Linked DNA regions of Homo sapiens: all the other regions are linked to region 5. A link is an interaction called in ENCODE POLR2A ChIA-PET data of the cell type or tissue named here. Cell type or tissue: CD4-positive, alpha-beta T cell. All regions are shown on one strand.

Region 1 (4,000 bases), 54 kb after region 5:
GCTCACTGCAGCCTCAAACTCCTAGGCTTAAGCAATCCTCCTGCCTCAGCCTCTTGAGTAGCTGGAACCATAGGTGCACATCACCATCCCTGGCTAGTTTTTGTATTTGTTGTAGAGACAGGGTTTTACTATGTTGCTTAAGCTGGTCTCAAACTCTTGGGCTTAAGCTATCCTCCCGCCTCAGCCTCCCAAAGTCCTGGGATTACAGACATGAACCACTGTGCCCAGCCAATTTCAGTTGGTTTTAATTTTTTTCCTTCCTTCCTCCCTCCCTCCCTCCCTCCCTCCTTCCTTCCTACCTTCCTTCCTTCCCTCCCTCCTTCCTTCCTTCCCTCCCTCCCTTCTTCCTTCCCTCCCTCCTTCATTCCTTCCTTCTTTCCTTCCTTCCTTTTCCTTCCTTCCTTCCCTCTTTTTCCTTCCTTCCCTCTCTCTTTTTCCTTCCTTCCTTCCTCTCCTCTTTTTCCTTCCTTTGTTCCTTCCTTCCTTCCTTTTTTAGAAACAAGGTCTTGCTGTGTTGGTCAGGCTGGTCTCAAACTCCTGACCTCAAGCCATCCTCCTGCCTTGGCCTCCCAAAGTGTTGGGATTACAGGTGTGAGCCACTGCATCTGGCCTCAGTTGGTTTTTATTATTCACGACCTAAGTGACTAAGAAGCTCACTCAGAACTCCTTAGGAAAAAAGAAGAGTACGATGCAGGTGCTTTAGGGTATAAAATCTCCAAGATCTCTCCATCCTGCTGCTTTGTTCTTGTCATCGTGTGGTTGAAGCTGGGTTGCCTCAGATTTGGGTTCCAGCTGATGGGAAGGGGAAAGAGCACGTGGAGGGGTATGCAGCTGGCGTCCACAGGTGCAGCTCTGGAGCCGGCACACCCACTTGCCCAAACATGCATGTGATAAGTAGCAGTGATACGGCCACCCCTAACTGCATGGGAAGCTGGTTCATGGCTCTGTCTGGGGAGCTGTGTGTGCAGCCACAGCTGTATTTCTGAAAGAAAGATGCGGATGCACAGCCAGCAGTCTAAAGCACACCAGGTGTTTGTGGATTTAAACAATTGCAATAGCACATCCAATTTCAACACATGCGAAGTCTGGAGTGAGGTGAAGAAAACACCACTTCACAGGTATAAAGTGCTGGTGAGCAGAGCCCCTCAGGGTCTACTGTGGGGGGCTTGGACTATGGCAATTTAGTGAACCTGGAACTACATTTTCTAGAGTTCCTTTCCTGTAGGGTTTCAAGTTAGGGCTGACCAGGAGAGAAATTTGCATGAGATATGGAAGGTGGAAGTGAAGCAGCAGCTCTCACGCTCCGCAGGTGGGTGCGGGGCACTGTGCATTGTTACTGTAGCTCCAGTGCGTTGCCACTGATCTGCTGACTCACCCGGTGGCGGCTCGGGGCAGCCAGCCCTGCAGTTCCTCAGCAGCTGCCCCATATCCCTCTTTAGCATCGCCAAATCCTCCCAGGTGCAAGTGTTCTTCAATGATGAGGGACAGCAACTCCTGCTTTGGGTTATCCCTTCACTGAGGGGGGCTGCAAGAGGCAGACATGGCTTATAGGTTGTGGCCTTTCTTCACATAAGGGTCTCTCAGCCTCAGCACTGTTGCTCTTTCAAGCCAGATAACTGTGGTCAGAGGCTGTCTTGTGCATTGCAGTGTTTAGCAGCATTCCTGGCCTCTTCTCACTAGATAGTCGTCACTCTCACCTAAGTTGTGGCCACCAAAACTGTCTCCAGGCATCAACTCCAAATGTCTTCTGGGGGACAAAGTCGTCCCGGGTTGAGAACCACAGCCTTCACATCCGGCTTTTTTTCTCAACTGCTGGCTTTGTGACCTAGGGTAACCTCAAGCCCATCTGCAGATACAGAGGTCTAGCAGCTCTGCTGAGACCTCTCCATCAGCTGCCACAGTCACAGAAAAGCCAATCCTTAGACTCGGTCCCTTATTCCATGTTACTCACAGCAGTTCTGCTCAGATGAATTATGACTTCTATGCGCTGAGCCACTTTGCCTTCATGGACCTTATTCTACTGTTAAAACATTTTTTAAAAAATTATAGTTTAGGCCAGCTGTGGTGGCTCACACCTGTAATCCCAGCACTTTGGGGGGCCGAGGTGGGTGGATCACCTGAGGTCAGGAGTTCAAGACCAGCCTGGCCAACATGGAGAAACTCCATCTCTACTAAAAATACAAAAATTAGCCAGGCTTGGTGTCAGGTGTCTGTAATCCCAGCTACTAGGGAGGCTGAGGCAGGATAATTGCTTGAACCTGGGAGGCCATTGCACTTCAGCCTGGGCAACAGAGCAAGACTCCTCCCTGCCCCCACAAAAATTACATTTTGTAATTATGTTGGTATAAAAAAATACTACCTAGGCTGGATTCATTATTATGTATTCACTATTATACTCATTTTCCTCCAATCTTAAAATAAATTATAATTAAAATTGGGCCCTGCAAGTATCCAGGGCTGTAGACATTGTGTGTCTGATGGAGAAGTCGGTCTTGGGTCTGCTCCTTTTGCCGAAACCCTAATGACACCTGCATTAACTTCACATGATTATCGTCTCTGTAATCAGAACAAAAACTCATGCAACAGTGATTTGTTGCTTTCAAGGCTAACCAGAGTTTGGGGAAATCACTCTGAGTACTCGGTGCTATATTCAATGGCAGCAGAGCCAAAGTGAGCGAAGACCCTTGGTGAGCTGGCAATGAGCTTACCAGCTGGGTCAATAGGAACGATAGTGGCTGTATAGGGAATTCAAGGGAAGAGATGAGTGTGAAATAAAACTCCCTTTAAAAAACACATCAAAGAAAACAAGTATGTCTCAAAATGAAATGGCAGACATGTGTTTTCGATGTATTTCCCATTAGATTCTTAATAATAGGATGTAAATCATCAACTGGAGTCAGACGGACCAATCCCGGGGCCCCGGTCCCCACCAAACGATGGCTGTTTCTGATTAGCTTGGAGCCTCCTATTCTCAGGAACAATGAGCGCTTCCTGGGGTCTGTGAGGGACAGGAAATTAAGCCATCAGGCTTCTTGCCTATTATTTCCACACTTTCCTCAAGTTGGAAATCCATCAACTTTGAAAGAAAGACAAATAAACTGTTCAAAGTGGAAGGAAGTTCGGGATGCAGTTTTATTCCACACTCCCCTTAACAAGCTTGTCCACAAGGGCTAGATATTCACTCCAGAATTAAAACACCTGCCTTACACCAGATGTTTTATAGATGGGTACCATAGTGGATGTTAGAAAGTTTGTATCAAAACACCAAATTTTTCCTGTAGCAAAAACTCTGCTTTTTTTATATGGAAATATCAGGAAACCATTTTGCAGTTGAACAACCAAACCAAAGGCAGTGGAGTTTAAGATAAATGTTATGAAAATTGCATAAAACATTATATCAAAACCCTTGGCAGTGTCGAAAAGCAAGATTTCTGAATCCAATGAGTAGCCGAAGAAGAAAATTCAATTCCATTTTTTCACTTTGCCTGCCAATTTTTATAGCACTTCATTTAAAATGGAATCTCTAAAGAATCAATTCAAATTAGCTTTACAGTTTTCCCCAAAGAATCCGCTTTAAAATAAATTGAATTGGAGCATGTGACATAATAAGTGAGAATAAAATTCATGTTAACTAGAGTCTGAAGGAAAAACTTTTCATAATAAGGAAACAAATAATCTCACTTGACTGAGCTAAAAATAGTCTTTAGATTGTCAGTTTCAAAATTGAACAAAAACAGGGGGAGTTGTTGTAATAATGACATGGCGCATTGCCCCCTAATGAAATGGCCTTGAATTTTGTAATAAATTACAAAAAGAGAATTCTTTGGGTGAAAAGGAGATTCCAGACATGAGTTCCTTTCATAAATACAGTGACAGTAATGAAAATACCTTCCATCTGGGACTGAGCAGCTTTGGCCATTCTCCCCAGAGGTCCCACCATCGAACCCAGGGCAGAGCTGGGATTAGAGTGGGGTTGAGCCATAACAGGCTGCTTCTCCTG
Region 2 (4,000 bases), 290 kb before region 5:
ACTCAATCTTAAAAGGGTCGGGGCTGGAAAGGAAGCAAGCAGGTGAATTGCTAGCTCTTTCTGTGGGTATGTTCAACAGCACCTCACTTCTCTGCACTCAAAGACGTGATTCTGACTGGTTTCAAAGATTTGGCCCCCAAACAACCAGGCGTCCTTTTTAAGTTGGCATTGCTTCCAGAGAGGAATCCTGAACATGTTTCCTCTATGCCTCACACAGCGCCAGGCCAGCTGTCTAACAATATGGGTCCCGGAGGGGGTGCTGCCCACGTTGGTGACGGCAGCCATGAGTGCCTGTTGCTCGCAGCAGACGTCAGAGAGACCTCAGCGCAGGGGTCCAAGCACCTGGCCAAGGCACCCTGCGCAGGCCTCCACGCCCCACGAGTGCCTGCAGAGGCTACCTGAGGACCAAGGTGGGCATGCCACGGTGTCCTGGACTTCTGGATGGAGGCCAGTCCCAGGGAGTGAATGGCAGAGCTCTCCGGAGGCTGCCCAGGCCAGGTTCAATGGGAGGGATGAACTTCATGACATCCGTTCCAAAGAAATCCCACCTGCTACTGGCATGCCTAGGCTTGTCTTCCCCACATACCAGCCTCCCAGGCATGTCTCCAAGGGCTCAGTGAGGAGGCAGCTGCAACAGTTCGCTTTCTCTTAATGATTTGGAGTTGGGAGGCACAGAGATGGGGAAGAGGTAATGACCATTCCCAGTGATCCTGGACCTCCGTGTTGGCTGCGACCTTGAAAAGTCATGCTGTCAACCCCTTTGTAGAAAAAATGCAGTTTTCTTTGTCCGTGGAAATCTGGCCTCGCAGATTTATTTGCTGTAGCAAGTTTCTTTACCCTCATCACACTGATACTCAGAATTGAAACAGTTCAAACCTACCCTGAAACATCCTTCTCCCTCCAAATTCCAGTGACATCCTCGGTCTAAAACGCCTGGCACCATGTGGGAGCCTGGCTCCGCTGCCTCTCAACGCACTGGCTTGCTTTTTGCTTTTGAGTAGCTTGAATATCAAACCAAGCACAAAGGGAATCATACCCAGGAGTTGCTGGAAAAAGCTCATTTCATCCACCTCATTCCCCCATTCTCTCTGGCAGACACAACTGATTTTTTTTTTTTTGAAGCCTGAAAAACTTCTCATTTAAACTTGGGGTGCAAAAGGCATGTGAAGTGGGAGAGTTGCTGCCTGGACCAGCGAAGGGTTAGCCAGGGAAGGATTCAACGAAATACAAAAGCCAACACAGACCTGAAGGGGAACAGGCGGCCCCAGCAACAACTGCCAAACTGTCATTTTGCTCCGCGGCTGAACAGAAGGCTCGAGTAATGACAACCACAAAACTCATTTAAAGTCTGAAAAGGTGACTAATGAGCTCATTCATGCTGGCTATAAATTATTCACTACAACACTGATCCCACTCAAGACAAACAGTAAAGTAAACTTTAAACACAGACATCGCTGGCCTTCCAAAGTGGAACAAGTTATGCCTGTAAAAGTTTTCACAATGAGAGAGATACTTGTCTCCCCCTTGTCTATTGTCACATTCGTTCTTCTGTTTACTTTTTTTTACTGCCTTTAATCAAGTTTAAGCAGACACAGCTGTTACACATTTATTTCTCTGAGTTTTTTTCCATTAGTTATTACAAGCAATCATGATGCTCTAAAAATAGCAGCAAATTATATTCTCTAGAAATTGAAGGCTGACCTTAAAATGAAGCCCAGGTCTTCAGAAAGAATATTCATATGCACATGTTGGATAAATGACAACAATGCACAAAGGCAAAATAAAAGTACAAAGCTTTTTCCACTCTTTGAGAGGTTTTTGATTTGCTTCCAAATTTCCTTTGGTTCTGGTGGAAACAGGTTGCTTCAAAACCTTACCATACAGAACCTGCTTCCAGTGGTCATGATTCCAGTTTGAAGGATTTTCCTTCAAACTTACAATCTTAAGGCAATCAAAGAAGAAATGTTTCATTTAGGCTTTTTCAGCACAGATAAACACAGCAGCAGGTTGCTGAAAACCCACCACATTGCTGCAGACTACTTTCGGTTTCCTGTTTAATATTAAATAAAGAATTTTAGCTCTTCTGTTTTTATAAACTGTGCTATTTGCTACTACTGTCACTACTAAAAGCATTATGACTGGGTGGATAAGTAGTCCTATGATTTTCAAGCCTTCTTTTTTCTTTAATCTTAGTATCTATTTTGAAGACATCGCGAGAGTTAAGAGTCTCAAATCTGTTTAATTGATTTTTTTATTTTTAAAAGGCCCAAATAAGTACTTCCGTTAGCTCTTAGATCTCTGAACATTATGTATTTTTAAACCACTTTGAATACTTTGAAAAGGGCCACAGAAAACACTCATATTCAAATACCACCAGACGGAGGTTCTGCCTAACCAAAAGTAAAAGCAGAAAAGTTTAAAGCTGAATTGTGCCCTGCACACACCTTGAGATTGTAGGGGTGAAATGAATGGTCTTGGGCCGGGGATCTTGCTAAAGGCATGATAAATCATGCGTTGCAGGCAAATTAAGACCCAGGCTCTAACTTGAACCTCAGACTGTGCCAAACTCCATCTCCATTTAAGGAAAATGGTTTTCTCAGTTTCTTGCACATGACCTAAAGGCTTGTCCAGTCATTTCCGTTGTCTGAAATGCAAAGCAATCTTTCTTTTTTAAGTAGAGAAAGAAGAGTCCTGAAATATTTATAGGAAAGTGCTTCACTACCTACTGACAGCAATGTGGTTGGTCTCTACGTGTTTAGCACATTTTTTTTTGTTTGCTTGTTTCTTTGAGACAGAGTCTCTCTCTCTCTCCCAGGCTGGATGGAGTGCAGTGTTGTGATTTCAGCTCACTGCAACTTCTTCAGCTTCACTTGAACCGGGTTCAAGTGATTCTCCTGCCTTAGCCTCCCAAGTAACTGGGATGACAGGCGCCCACCACCACACCCGGCTAATTTTTGTATTTTTGGTAGAGACAGGGTTTCACCATGTTGGCCAGGCCGGTCTTGAACTCCTGACCTCAGGTGATCCACCCGCCTCGGCCTCCCAAAGTGCTGGGATTACAGGCATGGGCCACTGCGCCTGGCCAGCATGTTTTTTATCCATGTTTCTGTAGCTAGTCAAAAGCCATTCTTTTGACCCTCTGTGCAAGAGTTCTTGCAGCTGTTTGTTTTTGTTTTTTTATTTTGTTTCGATATGTTTTATTTTTTTAGAGCAGTTTAAGGTTCACAGCAAACTTGAGTGGGAGGTACAGAGATTTCTCATTATCCACTGCCCCAACACAAGCATAGTGCTGTGGTTGTTGTTTTGAGAAAGAATTTCACTCCTGTTGCCCAGGCTGGAGTGCAATGGCACAATCTTGGCTCACTGCAACCTCCACCTCCTGGGTTCAAGCAATTCTCCTGCCTCAGCCTCCCGAGTAGCTTGGATTACAGGCGCCCGCCACCACGTCCAGCTAATTTTTGTATTTTTAGTACAGACGGGGTTTCACCATGTTGGTCAGGCTGGTCTCAAACTCCTGACCTCAGGTGATCCGCCTGCCTCGGCCTCCCAAAGTGCTGGGATTACAGGCGTGAGCCACCACGCCCGGCTGTGTTGTTGCTTTTTTATAATCAAACAATATGTGATGTAAAAACCCAATTCCAACCAAAGAAATAGGAAAATCATAAAGAACATCGCATTGCAGTCTCTGCTGCTCCACAACTCGCCACTAACTGGATCCCTGTCACCTCTCTGTGGAAGGGTATAAAGGAAATATTGGTTTGAAACTAAGCCAAATGTCCCATCTTTTCCTAGCAATGTGTCTTGCAGGCAGACTCCACCTCTCCATTTATGGGTGGGAGACCTGGAATGTCCAGTGACGGCCCTAACACCACCCTGCTCCTAATTTTCCTAGGAAGGACCAAAGGTGATGTCAATTTTGCCTTGAGGACATTCAAGGCGCTTGAACAACAGGAGTCAAAACAATGAACACCAAGTACCCAATGACTGCGATCCAAAGGAT
Region 3 (4,000 bases), 79 kb before region 5:
ATAGGTTCCATGTCTCTGGTAAAAATACTCATCTTTTTTTTTTCTATTTTCTTGTACATATTAATCATAGTTATTTTAAAGCCCTTGTCTTTTATGCCCCATGTCTGGATTACCTGTAGGTCTGTTTCTATTGCCTATTTTTTCCTCTTAGTTTTCAATCATATGGTACTTCATATGGGGCTTGTAATAGCCATGTCATTTTATGAGACCAATCCTATTAGATAAATCCTTAAGAGAGCTCCAGATATTTATAATAGGTTCATAAGGCAGATGCTTCTTCCCCAAATCACAAAGATATCTATTTATAAACAAATATGTAAAGAGACAAACATCACTATCTGGTTTACACCATTTGGGGTTCTTGAGACTCAGGGATTTCCAGTATTCAATATTCATTCAACAAGTACTTGAGATCCTATTTTGTGTCAGCACCGTTCTAGTGCTGGGGATTTTTGGTGATCAAGGTAAGGTCTCTGTCCACTGGAATTTGCATGTCATTGAGGAAAGACACAAAAAATTAATAAATAGCAAGAAAATGAGCAGATAATCATGAGTGCTGTGCTGATAATTAAAATAGAATGACATGATAAAGAGTAATGTGGTGACTCCTTCACATTGAGTGGTTAGGGAAGGATTATTTCGGGGAAAGTGACTCCAAAGATGATAATTTAATGACAAGAAGGAACCAAGTTATTATTGAAAAAGCATTTAAGGCAGAAGAAAGAACTAGTGCAAGATCCTAAGAGAGGAATGAGTTTGGCACATTCAAGGAAAGGAAAGGAAAGAAGGTCAGAGTTACAGAAGTGAAGAAGTTCAGAGTCAAAGAACTGAGTCAATAGACAGGAATCCTATCATGTAGGGCTTCATATGTCAGAGTAAGGAGTTCAGATTTCTCCTTAACTCTGATAAGAAGCCACGGAAGGAATTTAAGGAGGAGGGGAACAGGATCTGCTTTCTATTTTGAAAAAAGTAGTTTTCAGAAGAGCAAGATTGGAAGCTGAGAAACAAGTTAGGTGCTAATTGTACTGGTCCAGGCGAATAATGGTGAGGGCTTAGATGAGGTTATCCTCATCCAAGCAGTGGAGATGAACACCTAGATTTGGAAATCATTGGCATGTAGATGCTATTTGTAGATGCCTCAGGACTAAATGAGACTCCTGTATTTCTTAGCCAAGTCAAGTATATAGAAACATGATATCCTGGGACTAGAAGAGACATTAAAGATCCTTTAGGCCAGCCGGGCCCCATGGCTCACACCTGTAATGCCAGCACTTTGGGAGGCTGAGGCAGGTGGATCATGAGGTCAGGAGTTCAAGACCAGCTGGACCAATATGGTGAAACCCTTTCTCTACCAAAAATACAAAAATTAGCCGGGTATGGTAGCGTTCACCTGTAATCCCAGCTACTCAGGAGGCTGAGGCAGGATAATTGCTTGAACCCGGGAGGCGGAGGTTGCGGTGAGCCAAGATCTCACCACTGCACTCCAGCCTGGGCGACAGAGTGAGACACTCCATCCGAAAAAAAAAGATTGTTTAGGCCAATCCCATTGTTTTATAAGTAGGGAAACTGAGGCCTAGTCAGGTTAAGTGCTTTCTTCATAGTCATATAGTTCATCAGAATCTAGGATTTCCTTACTTATTTCAGTGCATTTTCATTACCTTCGGCCTCTGAAAGAGTTGAGAGAGTACAACTTAGCTTCAAAGTTATGGTAAATATTTGTTGAAAGAAATAATTATACTCTGTGCAATATTGGATTTTAAATGATCAAAAAATTAAAAAAACCACAAATTCATTGCTTAAAAATATTTCACTATCAATCTGAATTCAAATAAAGAAGCAGCTTCGTTGGCAGACTAGTTGGCTCAGTGAAAAATGAATGAGCAGAAATATTTTTATCCAAATTATTGTAGCTGATGCAACCTTCTTTTTAAAAGAGTGTTTTAAATTAAAAGACCAATCATTTCTTCATCATCTAGAGGGGGAAGAAACTTGTAATGTAAAATCCTATTTACTGAGTTGTTGGATAGGATAGTAAAATTCCACAGATCTGGGTTTACACACACACACATATGCACACACATTTACAATTGTATTGCACAGACAGCAAGTGTGAGTCTTGCTTCTACCAACGCAGTACAAAAGGAAGCTGAGAGAGTCAAGGGAAAACCCTGTCCACGTTGTGTTGACACAGTTAGAGTAAAGTGAAAGAGTCAAAGGTTGAAACCGATACTAAGACTACTATCAGATTTCGCAGAAAAGAGCTCTTCTAGGTACTGCAGATAAAATAATACTCCAATAACTGATCGATCATTCCTTTTATGAAAGTACCACTGAGTTGTTTGTGAAACCCTCAGTAGCTTTAAAAGATACTCCAAATATCATATCCCAGATATTGTTCCACCTGTCTTTTCAGAAAAAGAAGCAGAAAAAGAACTGTACCTTTCTCCATTGCCTGTGTCCGGTAAACTCTTGGCAACAACATGATAGACAACCACTAGCACTATTTAACCTCTTTGAGCCTCCATTTCCTGATCAGTAAAATGAAGCAGGTGATCACTTGGGAATCCCCTGGAGTCTTTGAAATCATAATTCTAAGCTTTGTCAAAGCCAAAATCAATAAAAAGAAGAAAATAGGTTCTAAGATAACGCGAGACTAGCTTTATTTTTTTCTGTGCTTGGGCAGAGCTGTGACCAGCCACCTGGAACATCATATTGGATTCTGACTCCCTTTCTTTCTGCCCCAAATTAAAGTACCTTTTCTTTGGTATTTCACTGAATCTTTAAAGTAGTCAATAGTAAACACCATTTTGTAAATAAAGTTGTCTCATCTGGTAACTACAAAATACAAATATATCTTTCAGACACGATTTCAGATGAATTCTTCAATGCAAATGGAAATGACTTTTTTCAATGTATTATTAAGAGATGGTAGATAACTAGCCTAATGCAAAGACTTGATCTAGTGTAAGGTCAGTAGACAAAAGACCACCTGTGAAAACCAAGGGTTGTACCCTTTTAGTACGGGGAACTTTGTCTCCTGTTGGCCTAAAACCAGTTTATGAGGTCTTTGCAGGAGCCGATGCCACACCAATGAATGTCAATAGATGAGTAGAAGAAGTCTTCAGCTTGCTGATTGCCCCACTCAAGACCAAGGCCTCTCTTCCTGCATCTTCCTTCGTTCAGCAAATTCTCTACATTTGGGGAAAAATAAATCACCTCAACATCAATCTTTGATTCCCTCTTTTGCCAATAAATGTTGACCCCATTTAAAGTCAACTCAAGTTTGACACATGTTATGGTAAGGAGCTTCTGTATTTTCCAGGATTTTAGGAATTTGGTGGTAGAACAGAAAACAGTCCTCATATTATTATTAGTTTTTCTTTTAACAACTATAGTTACTTTGTTATTGTACCCCCAGTACCTAGCACAGTGCCTGATAGGTAGTAAGCATACAGTCTTTGTTGAAAGCTGAGCAAATGAATGAATGAACAGACCTCCTTATAGTCTGGTGAGAAACATTATGTGACTTGAAGGTGGAGAGCAGAACTACATTTATAGTTCACTTAAAAATTTCCCCACTGGTTAGTGCTCTTATTATTAAAATAATTCCCTCCCCATCCACAAGGTAGGTTCCAGGAACTCTCCTTCTTTCTCCTATGTTTTGGGGATTTAAAAAATCTTCTTGGCCAGGTGCGGTGGCTCAGGCCTGTAATCCCAGCACTTTGGGAGGCCGAGATGGGCGGATCACATGAGGTCGGGAGTTTGAGACCCGCCTGACCAATATGGAAAAACCCTATCTCTACTAAAAATACAAAATTAGAAGGGCGTGGTGGTGCACACCTGTAATCCCAGCTGCATGGAAGGCTGAGGCAGGAGAATCGCTTGAACCCGGGATGTGGAGGTTGTGGTGAGCTGAGATCATGCCATTGCAACCAGCCTGGGCAACAAGAGCGAAACTACGTCTCAAAAAAAAAAAAAAATCTTCTCATAGTTGGCCCTC
Region 4 (4,000 bases), 210 kb before region 5:
TTGAGCAGCCCCCAGGGCTTCTGATGCCCAAAGTCACAGATGACTCCAGACCATTGCTTCTCCAATGTTCGTGGGCCATGGATCACCTGCAGGCCCTGTGAGATGCAGGTTTCGATCCAGCAGGTGTGTGGTAGGGCTGAGATTCTGCATTTTTAACAAGCACTCAGGAGATGCCAGTGCTGCTGGCCCTGGGACCATGCACTGAGGAACAGGATCTGGAACAGCACCACTGTGCCCTTATGATTTTAGGCCTTTCCTGCCTTCCACATGACAGGCTTTGCATGTGGCAAAGAATAAAACAATCGCTATGGATTGGCCCTGTGGAGGGATGTCATATCACCTCCCTGGACACCCTCCCACCAGTTTTACATCACCTGCTATCTACCCCCAGCCTCCGCTCTACCCCCACTGATACTGCTCTGAGCTCATCTCCTACTTCCCTCCCTCTCACTCTGTTCCACCCACCCTGACCTCCCTGATAGTCTTGGAGTGGACCAGGTCCCTATCAGTACCTCCACACTGGCTGAGCATCGACCTGCCTTTCCCTCCCCTCCATCAGTGAAGGAATCTGCCCTGCCCTCTGGGTCAAAGTTATAGCACCCATGCTTGCATCTCCTGGACCTTGTTCCCTGCTTCATCTTTATCCATAGCACTTACCACTATTTGCAAATTATATACAGTTTTTTTTGTTGTTGTTTGTTTGTTTGTTTGTTTTAAGATGGAGTCTTGTTCTATTGCCCAGGCTGGAGTGCAGTGGCATGATCTCAGTTCACTGCAACCTCCACCTCCTGGGTTCAAGCAATTCTCCTGACTCAGCCTCCCAAGTAGGTGGGATTACAGGTGCCCACCACCACGCCTGGCTTATTTTTATATTTTTTGTAGAAACAGGATTTCGCCATGTTGGCCAGGTTGGTCTTGAACTCCTGACCACAGGTGATCTGCCCGCCTCGGCCTCCCAAAGTGCTGGGATTACAGGCATGATCCACCACGCCCAGCATTGTCCATCTCCCCACTAGGATGCCAGCCCCAAGAGGGCAAGGATCTGGTCTGTCTCATTCACTGCTGTATCCCAGTACAGGACACATAATGGGCACTGAAATATTTGCTGAATGAAGAAAGAGTTTAACTTTTAATGAAAACTGTAAAGTGCCAACCATCAATCTCAAGGACACCAATGAATTGTTTGCTTACATCTGCTATAAATAGTTTTAATCTGAATAAATGACTTCTTCGAGATTTCAAAATGACCCATTGTGGCAGATTGCAGGAGATAGTTTTATCCTGTCATGCAAGTATGGACATCATGGAGAAGGGCATGTTTCCCATGAAGAAGGGCATGTTCCCCATGTTTCCCAGCTCTCATTCACCAGTCAGCTTAATGGAATTCCCCCTTCCTCCCCATAGAACCCACATGGATGAGAGGCGGATAGATATCAGCAGGCAGACCTCCTCCTGGGAGAGGCCTCTCACCATGGGGGAAGATTAGAGAAAAGCAGGAGGCAGGAAGGAGAATTCCTCCATGATGCACATGAAAACCCTGAGGCTCAGGGAAGTTGAGTGACTTGCTCAAGGTCTCACTGCCAGTGAGACTGGGACTGGAACCCACGCATGCCTCCTAACTGCCGATATTCTGTATACATTGCTTCTCTTAACAAGTAGAATCTGCGACTGGTTTGAGAACAGCTTCAGTTCCAAAACTCATAAGAGGGATTCTGAATAAATCTTATGACAGCCACAGAACCAGAGAAAGTCAGATCTGCCAGGGAGCCAGCCCTGCATATGCACTGAGGGCAGCCACAGCTAAGCAGAGAGGGGTGTGTGTCCATTGCAGCTCCAGGACCCAAGCTGCCCTCTAACCTGACTGTGCATCTCCCCAGCACACAGCTCCGATCACACATGAGACCAGTGTGGAGAGGGGGTGGGTAGCTCCACCTCGACTCTCAGAGGAACCACAAGCACAGTCACACTCAGAGCGACAGGAAGTTGTCAGAGTTCAGAGACTGTAGACTGAAAAGAGTACCCAGACTAGGCACGGTGGCTCACACCGTAATCCCGGCACTTTGGGAGGCCGAGGCCAGCAGATCACTTGAGGTCAAGAGTTCAAGACCACCCTGGCCAACATGGTGAAACACCGGCCCTACTAAAAATACAAAAATTAGCCAAGCGTGGTGGTGTGCGCCTGTAAATCCCAGCTACTTTAGTGGCTGAGGCATGAGAATCACTTGAACCCGGGAGGCGGAAGTTGCAGTGAGCTGAGATCACACCACTGCACTCCAGCCTGGGTGACAGAGTGAGACTCCATCTCAAAGAAAAGAAAACAGTAACCAAATTCATCACCCCCTGCCTTTTCCCAAAGGCTTCTTCTCCTGTTCCATTACAAAAGTGCATGCCTGACCAATGCAGGCGTTCATGAGTGTCCAGAAGGTTCCCCAACTCATATTCCAATCATCCCAGCGGTAAAGCATCTCAAAAGACCTGCTTGGTGTCTTTCTTTCTTTCTTTCTTTTCTTTCTTTCTTTCTTTCTTTCTTTCTTTCTTTCTTTCTTTCTTTCTTTTCTTTCTTTCTTTTCTTTCTTTCTTTCTTTCTTTCTTTTCTTTCCTTTTCTTTCTTTTCTTTCTTTCTTTCTTTCTTTCTTTCTTTCTTTCTTTCTTTCTTTCTTTCTTTCTTTCTTTTTTGAGACAGTCTCTCTCTGCTGCTTAGGCTGCAGTGCAATGGTATAATCATGGCTCACTGCAGCCTCAACCTCTGGGCTCAAGCAAACCTCCCACCTAAGCCCCCTGAGTAGCTAGGACTACAGGCGTGCACTACTACACTCAGCTAACTTTAAAAATTTTTTTGTAGAGATAGGGTTTCACTGTGTTGCCCAGGCTGGTCTCATGGGCTCCAGCCACTGCATCCAGCCGACCTGCCTGGTTTATAACTCACATTTTAACTCACATTTACTCCAAGACCAACTTGCCCTGAAGCCTTGAGGTTACCCCCTACAGGACTGCACCTGAATTAACCTGTGCTCAGTGGTCTTTGCAGTCCTGATATGAAGAGTATTGTATTAGTCCATTCTCACACTGCTAAAAGGACATACCCGAGACTGGGTAATTTATAAAGAAAAGAAGTTTAATTGACTCACGGTTCTGCAGGGCTGGGGAGGCCTCAGGAAACTTACAATCATGGTTGAAGGTGAAGCAAACACGTCCTTCTTCACATAATGGCAGGAACAAGAAGAATAAGTGCCCAGCAAAGGAGGAAGCCTCTTATAAAACCATCAGATCTCATGAGCACTCACTATCACAAGAACAGGATGGGGAAAACTGCCCCTGATTCACTTACCTCCACCTAGTCCCTCTCATGATGCATGGGGATTAAGGGAACTACAATTCAAGATGAGATTTGGGTGGGGACGTGGCCAAACCATAAGTACAGACCCTTAGAGGCAAAAAGGACAGTTTGCTGCTTTCTCAGAGGGCACACCGCTGTTCTCAGCTCTTTCCCTACAACAAACGACCTTCTCTGTGACCCTCCAGAGCAGGACATGAAGCCATAGTGAGGGGCAGTATGACCAGCAGCTTGGGAACTGAAGGGGAAGAGACTTTTTCTCTAGGTTCTATGGCTGGGACCTGTGAATTGAACTGATAAAAGATTAACAGTAGAAAACGCATACGAATAATTATTTGATGTTAACATTTTTACACGGCATAGGGTAGGGAGAGGGGCTTTATAGAAAGACGTGAAAACCACAAGGAAGCGGTTAAATATACCATTTTAACAAAGAGAAGTAAATTGTGGAGATTGGACAAGACAAAGGAAAAGAGGGTTTGGGCTAGGGGCAGAAAATTGTGGGAAAGTGACTAGGAAATATATGAGGGAAACCCACGGAAGATAAGAGTTATTCTAGTAAGGTTTGTTTGTACAGACTCATCTCAGCATCTGCTCCCTAACTCCAATGATAAGAATGTTCTCCTCTTCCCGGTACGGGGAGGCCATCTTTCTCATGGAGAATTT
Region 5 (4,000 bases):
GCTGTATCAAGTGGCTCAAACAATGATAAGAGGGCTCTGTCTTTTGACTTTGATTGACTTCACTCTCAAGCAGAATCTCTCCAATCTCTCCAACACGGCTGCAAGGACCCCTGTCTGGCATCTTCAGCCTCCTGTGTTCTTTAGATCTCTGCATCCTAGGGCAAGGGAGAAGGACACTTCCCTCCACCCCTACCCCTACCCTTAGCTCTCAAGCAAACTCCCTATAATGATTTTGATTCACTTTGCTTGGGTTGCATTATATCGCAGCAATGGGGTGGGGTCACACTGTTGGCAGCCTTGCCAACATCACACAAAATGGGTGAAGTGGTCATTACCTTCAGATAGAAAAACAGGAGACAGGCGAGGCGCGGTGGCTCATGCTGTAATCCCAGCACTTTGGGAGGCCGAGGTGGGCGGATCATCTGAGGTCCAGAGTTCGAGACCAGCCTGACCAACGTGGAGAAACCCCGTCTCTACTAAAAATACAAAATTAGCCGGGCGTGGTGGCACATGCCTGTAATCCCAACTACTCCGGAGGCTGAGGCAGGAGAATGGCTTGAACCCGGGAGGCGGAGGTTGCTATGAGCCGAGATTGCGCCATTGCACTCCAGCCTGGGCGACAAAAGCAAAACTCCATCTCCAAAAAAAAAAAAAAAAGAAAAAGAAAAACAGGAGACCAGAGTAACATTTCACCTCGTCATGAACTTTCCCTGAGGGACTCTCATGACAGCAGAAAGAGGAAGCACGTGTCCTCTATCTAACAACCACAACCACCATAGTCTCATTCAGCAAGATTGACCCCCACCTTCCAGTTGGCCTGGGTTGAACAGGTGCCCAGCATTAGATCCAGAAGCCAGGAGAAAACAGCCAGATGCAACAGGCACACCCAGTCCCTGAAGCCCTCACTGGTCCCAACTACCCCAGGCCCTACCAGAAGTATCTGTGGAGAGGAGGGATGGAGGCGTTCAGCCCCCTTCTCCACTCCTAGACCCCCAGAGCAACTTCAGGGACTCATTTCAATAAGTATATTCCCAATTTATTTCTTTTTTTTCTCCCAGATCTAAATGATCATCATGATGGTGATGGAGGAAGCAGTGATAATGATGATGATGATGTCATAAAACTAAAATTATTGAGCACTAAGTACTGGTCAAGATGCTTTAGATACATCAGTTCATCGAATCCTCTCAACAACCTTGTTTTACAGGTGAGCGTTTGAGGATGGGTGATAAGGTCTCGCTGTGTCCATATCCAAATCTCATCTTGAATTGTAGCTCCCGTAATTCCCATTTGTGGTGGGAGGGACCTGGTGGGAGATAATTGAATCATGGGGGTGGTTTCCCCCAACTGTTCTCGTGGTAGTGAATAAGTCTCACGAGATCTGATGGTTTTATAAGGGGAAACCCCTTTTGCTTGGCTTTCATTCTCCTTCCTGCCGTGTTTGCTTCCCCTTCCTCCATGGTTGTGAGTTTCCTGAGGCCTCCCCAGCCACACTGAACTTGAGTCAATTAAGCCTCTTTCCTTTATAAATTACCCATTCTGGGGTAGTGTCTTTGCAGCAATGTGAGAACGGACTAATACAATGGGGAAATTAAGAAATGTACCCAAGGTCACATCTGGTAAAGGAAGAATGGGGCTTTGCACTCAAGCAGTTTCTTAACCAGTCGTGAAGATTCTTGTTAGTGGGGCACTTATGATGTGCCACATGCTTTACGTGAATTATCTCCTTTAACTTTCACAGTGGCCCAACAATACAGTGCCTATTATCATCCTTGCTTCATGAAGAAGAACACGAGGTTTAGGAGGGTTCACCCTCTCAGTCAAAGTCCCTGAAGTGCAGAACTTGGCCAACCCCACAGTGGACTGGCTTCTGCTAGGCAGTTGGGAGCCACTGCCATCTCCAAACAGCAGGAAGAGATGCTCAAAGCTGTGCTTTTGAAAAATCAATCTGGCAGTAGTGGAGAAGATACACTGTCTTTTCTCAGCTCAGCATACCAGTTGGAAGGCCTAACCACAGAGCCAGCAGGCGGCAGAGCTGGGGGTTAGATCCCACATCTACCTGATTCCAGCACCCTTGCTCGAATCCCCCAAACCTAGCTGCTTGAGGCCAGATGAAGGCTTCCGGCTTCACAAGTGCCCTTCCCTCACTGCGGGTGCATTGGCACCTCACTTCCTTGCCACACTTCCTCTTGTTTTGAACCACTATATTGGCTCATCTCAGCAGCAGACAGTTCCTCTGAATAGAGTATGCCCTGAAAAGTCAAAATCTACCACCAGCTGGAGCTGGTAAGGCTGCAGTACTTCCTGTTGAATCGGGTCTTGGGGCCAGAAACCACATTGTTATTTATACCCGAAGCTCTTTATTCACGGTGCTTTACAAAACAAAGAAGGGGCAGCCCCCTGTCTTATGGAGCCAGCAGACCCCAGAGATACAGAAGACAACAGACAATAATAAGCCCTCTCCCCTCTCCTTAAGCTGTAACTTCCATCCTGCCTGACCAGTCCCTGCCACTGCCCCTTTGTTTCTTCTATTACCTTCCTCTGAGCAGTCTTATTATGGAAATAGACTCCTAATTAACACATCAGGTTTCCGCTTTTCCAAAAAGTCTCTGAAATTGGCCCGTTTCATGATGTTGTTCACTCCAAACACCCCCTGCTATCTTTATTTTGTTCTGCTTTTCATCCTGGCTTATATCATTTATTTCTTTGTATTGAAAGCTTGTCAACTCATGGGACCTGGCATGTATTAATTAGGAGGATGGTCTGGAGCCCGACACAGCTTGATGGAAAGCCAGTCTGAGGGGGGAATTAGGCAGAGAATCAGAAAGAAGCTGAACCAAGCAGCAGAGGGGTAGATGGCTTAAGACCATGACCCAAATTTCAGACCCAGGGTGACCGACTGTCAGCCTTCTGGGCTGGGATTCTTCCCTTAAGCTAAGACAGTCTTCACTTTGTGCCATAAAAGTGCACGTCAGGTCTCACCTCTGTGCCGTTTGCTCAATGTGTACCCCCCTGCCGGGATGCCCTTCTTTCTCTTTTCTACCTACTAAGCTCTGCTGCTTTTCAAGGCCAAAATGAAGTCCCATCTCCCATAAAAAGCCTTCCGCGGCTCCTCCAGTCCTGAGCAACCTCCATTTTCATGACACTCTTGCAGGATTTGTAGCACATAATTTAGGCCTTGCTTATGTAGTCTTCTTAATGAGAACTGTCTTAGTCTCTCCAGCCACGTCAGAGAGAAACAGAGTTCAGGAAGACATAGGTTGAATAAGAAAGAAGCTTGTTTGCCCCTCTGGGGACAGCAGGAGGAGAGGGACAAGCTCAGCAGGCCCGTGCGATTGCACAGAAGCTGGCCTCCAGCGTTGCCCAGACAATCCCCAGCTGTTTTTTAAAAACATTACCAAGTACACAAATCTCTGCTGTTACCAGCTGGCTAGAGTTGCCCATGTGAGAAGCAGCTCAACTGGAAACCAGTGTCTGCAAGTTGAAGGGCGTGTCCTTGGATTTTGGACTCATATCTGAAACATTTATTCCTTGTTCTGCCCACAGGTCTTAATACGCATGGGGAACACTGTATTGAGGGGCTCTGTGCCCTCTCCTGAAAATCCTTTGTCCATTTCTGAGTGTCCTTCCCTTGGCTTCTCTCTTTTTTTTTTTTTTTTTTTTGAGACAGAGCCTTGCTCTGTTGCCCAGGCTAGAGTGCAGTGGTGCGATCTCGGCTCACTGTAACCTCCGCCTTTCAGGTTCAAGCAATTCTCCTGCCTCAGCCTCCTGAGTAGCTGAGATTACAGGCATGCGCCACCACACCCAGCTAATTTTGTATTTTTAGTAGAGTCGGGGTTTCACCACGTTGGCCAGGCTGGTCTCAAACTCCTGGCCTCAGGTGATCCACCTACCTCAGCCTCCCAAAGTGCTGGCATTACAGGCGTGAGCCACCAAGACTGGCCCCTTCCCTTGGCTTCTATGCCTGCTTCTAATGACTCTCTTCTAAAGACTGGTGACA

Evidence for each region. ChIA-PET counts read pairs that join two places held together with the same protein. Peaks named below come from ENCODE experiments on the same cell type or tissue, not always from the same donor. Only the 100,000 strongest peaks of a DNase experiment are listed, where the experiment ranks them.
Region 1: POLR2A ChIA-PET joins it to region 5 with 12 read pairs; 9 of 35 experiments call an interaction of 5 or more read pairs at or near these places.
Region 2: POLR2A ChIA-PET joins it to region 5 with 16 read pairs; 4 of 35 experiments call an interaction of 5 or more read pairs at or near these places.
Region 3: POLR2A ChIA-PET joins it to region 5 with 32 read pairs; 7 of 35 experiments call an interaction of 5 or more read pairs at or near these places.
Region 4: POLR2A ChIA-PET joins it to region 5 with 12 read pairs; 4 of 35 experiments call an interaction of 5 or more read pairs at or near these places.

What each region holds. Positions count from the first base shown.
Region 1 is chr14:89,772,404-89,776,403 of GRCh38, forward strand. No RefSeq gene overlaps it. Among named protein-coding and RNA genes, the nearest start is that of EFCAB11, 180 kb to the right of the region's middle. RefSeq lists enhancers at 897-1,509, 1,498-1,577. In CD4-positive, alpha-beta T cell, no CTCF peak of the experiment used is centred here; DNase peaks (open chromatin) are centred at 1,358 and 1,788; H3K4me3 peaks cover 452 bases.
Region 2 is chr14:89,428,427-89,432,426 of GRCh38, forward strand. It overlaps LOC107984635 (a long non-coding RNA gene), which reads left to right. Exons shown (of 2, transcript XR_001751025.2): 2 at 912-2,646. It also overlaps a transcript of FOXN3 not described here. Among named protein-coding and RNA genes, the nearest start is that of FOXN3-AS1, 13 kb to the left of the region's middle. RefSeq lists enhancers at 78-1,277, 3,687-4,000. In CD4-positive, alpha-beta T cell, no CTCF peak of the experiment used is centred here; a DNase peak (open chromatin) is centred at 2,265; H3K4me3 peaks cover 1,785 bases; H3K27ac peaks cover 2,256 bases.
Region 3 is chr14:89,639,479-89,643,478 of GRCh38, forward strand. The region is part of intron 5 of LOC105370617 (a long non-coding RNA gene); the gene reads left to right. It overlaps LOC105370616 (a long non-coding RNA gene), which reads right to left and starts at 2,603. Exons shown (of 2, transcript NR_188191.1): 1 at 2,440-2,603. In CD4-positive, alpha-beta T cell, no CTCF peak of the experiment used is centred here; DNase peaks (open chromatin) are centred at 2,173 and 2,533; H3K4me3 peaks cover 671 bases; H3K27ac peaks cover 1,183 bases.
Region 4 is chr14:89,508,638-89,512,637 of GRCh38, forward strand. It overlaps a transcript of FOXN3 not described here. Among named protein-coding and RNA genes, the nearest start is that of FOXN3-AS2, 66 kb to the right of the region's middle. In CD4-positive, alpha-beta T cell, no CTCF peak of the experiment used is centred here; a DNase peak (open chromatin) is centred at 1,954; H3K4me3 peaks cover 773 bases; H3K27ac peaks cover 1,448 bases.
Region 5 is chr14:89,718,794-89,722,793 of GRCh38, forward strand. No RefSeq gene overlaps it. Among named protein-coding and RNA genes, the nearest start is that of FOXN3-AS2, 140 kb to the left of the region's middle. In CD4-positive, alpha-beta T cell, no CTCF peak of the experiment used is centred here; DNase peaks (open chromatin) are centred at 748, 1,418 and 2,198; H3K4me3 peaks cover 460 bases; H3K27ac peaks cover 3,505 bases.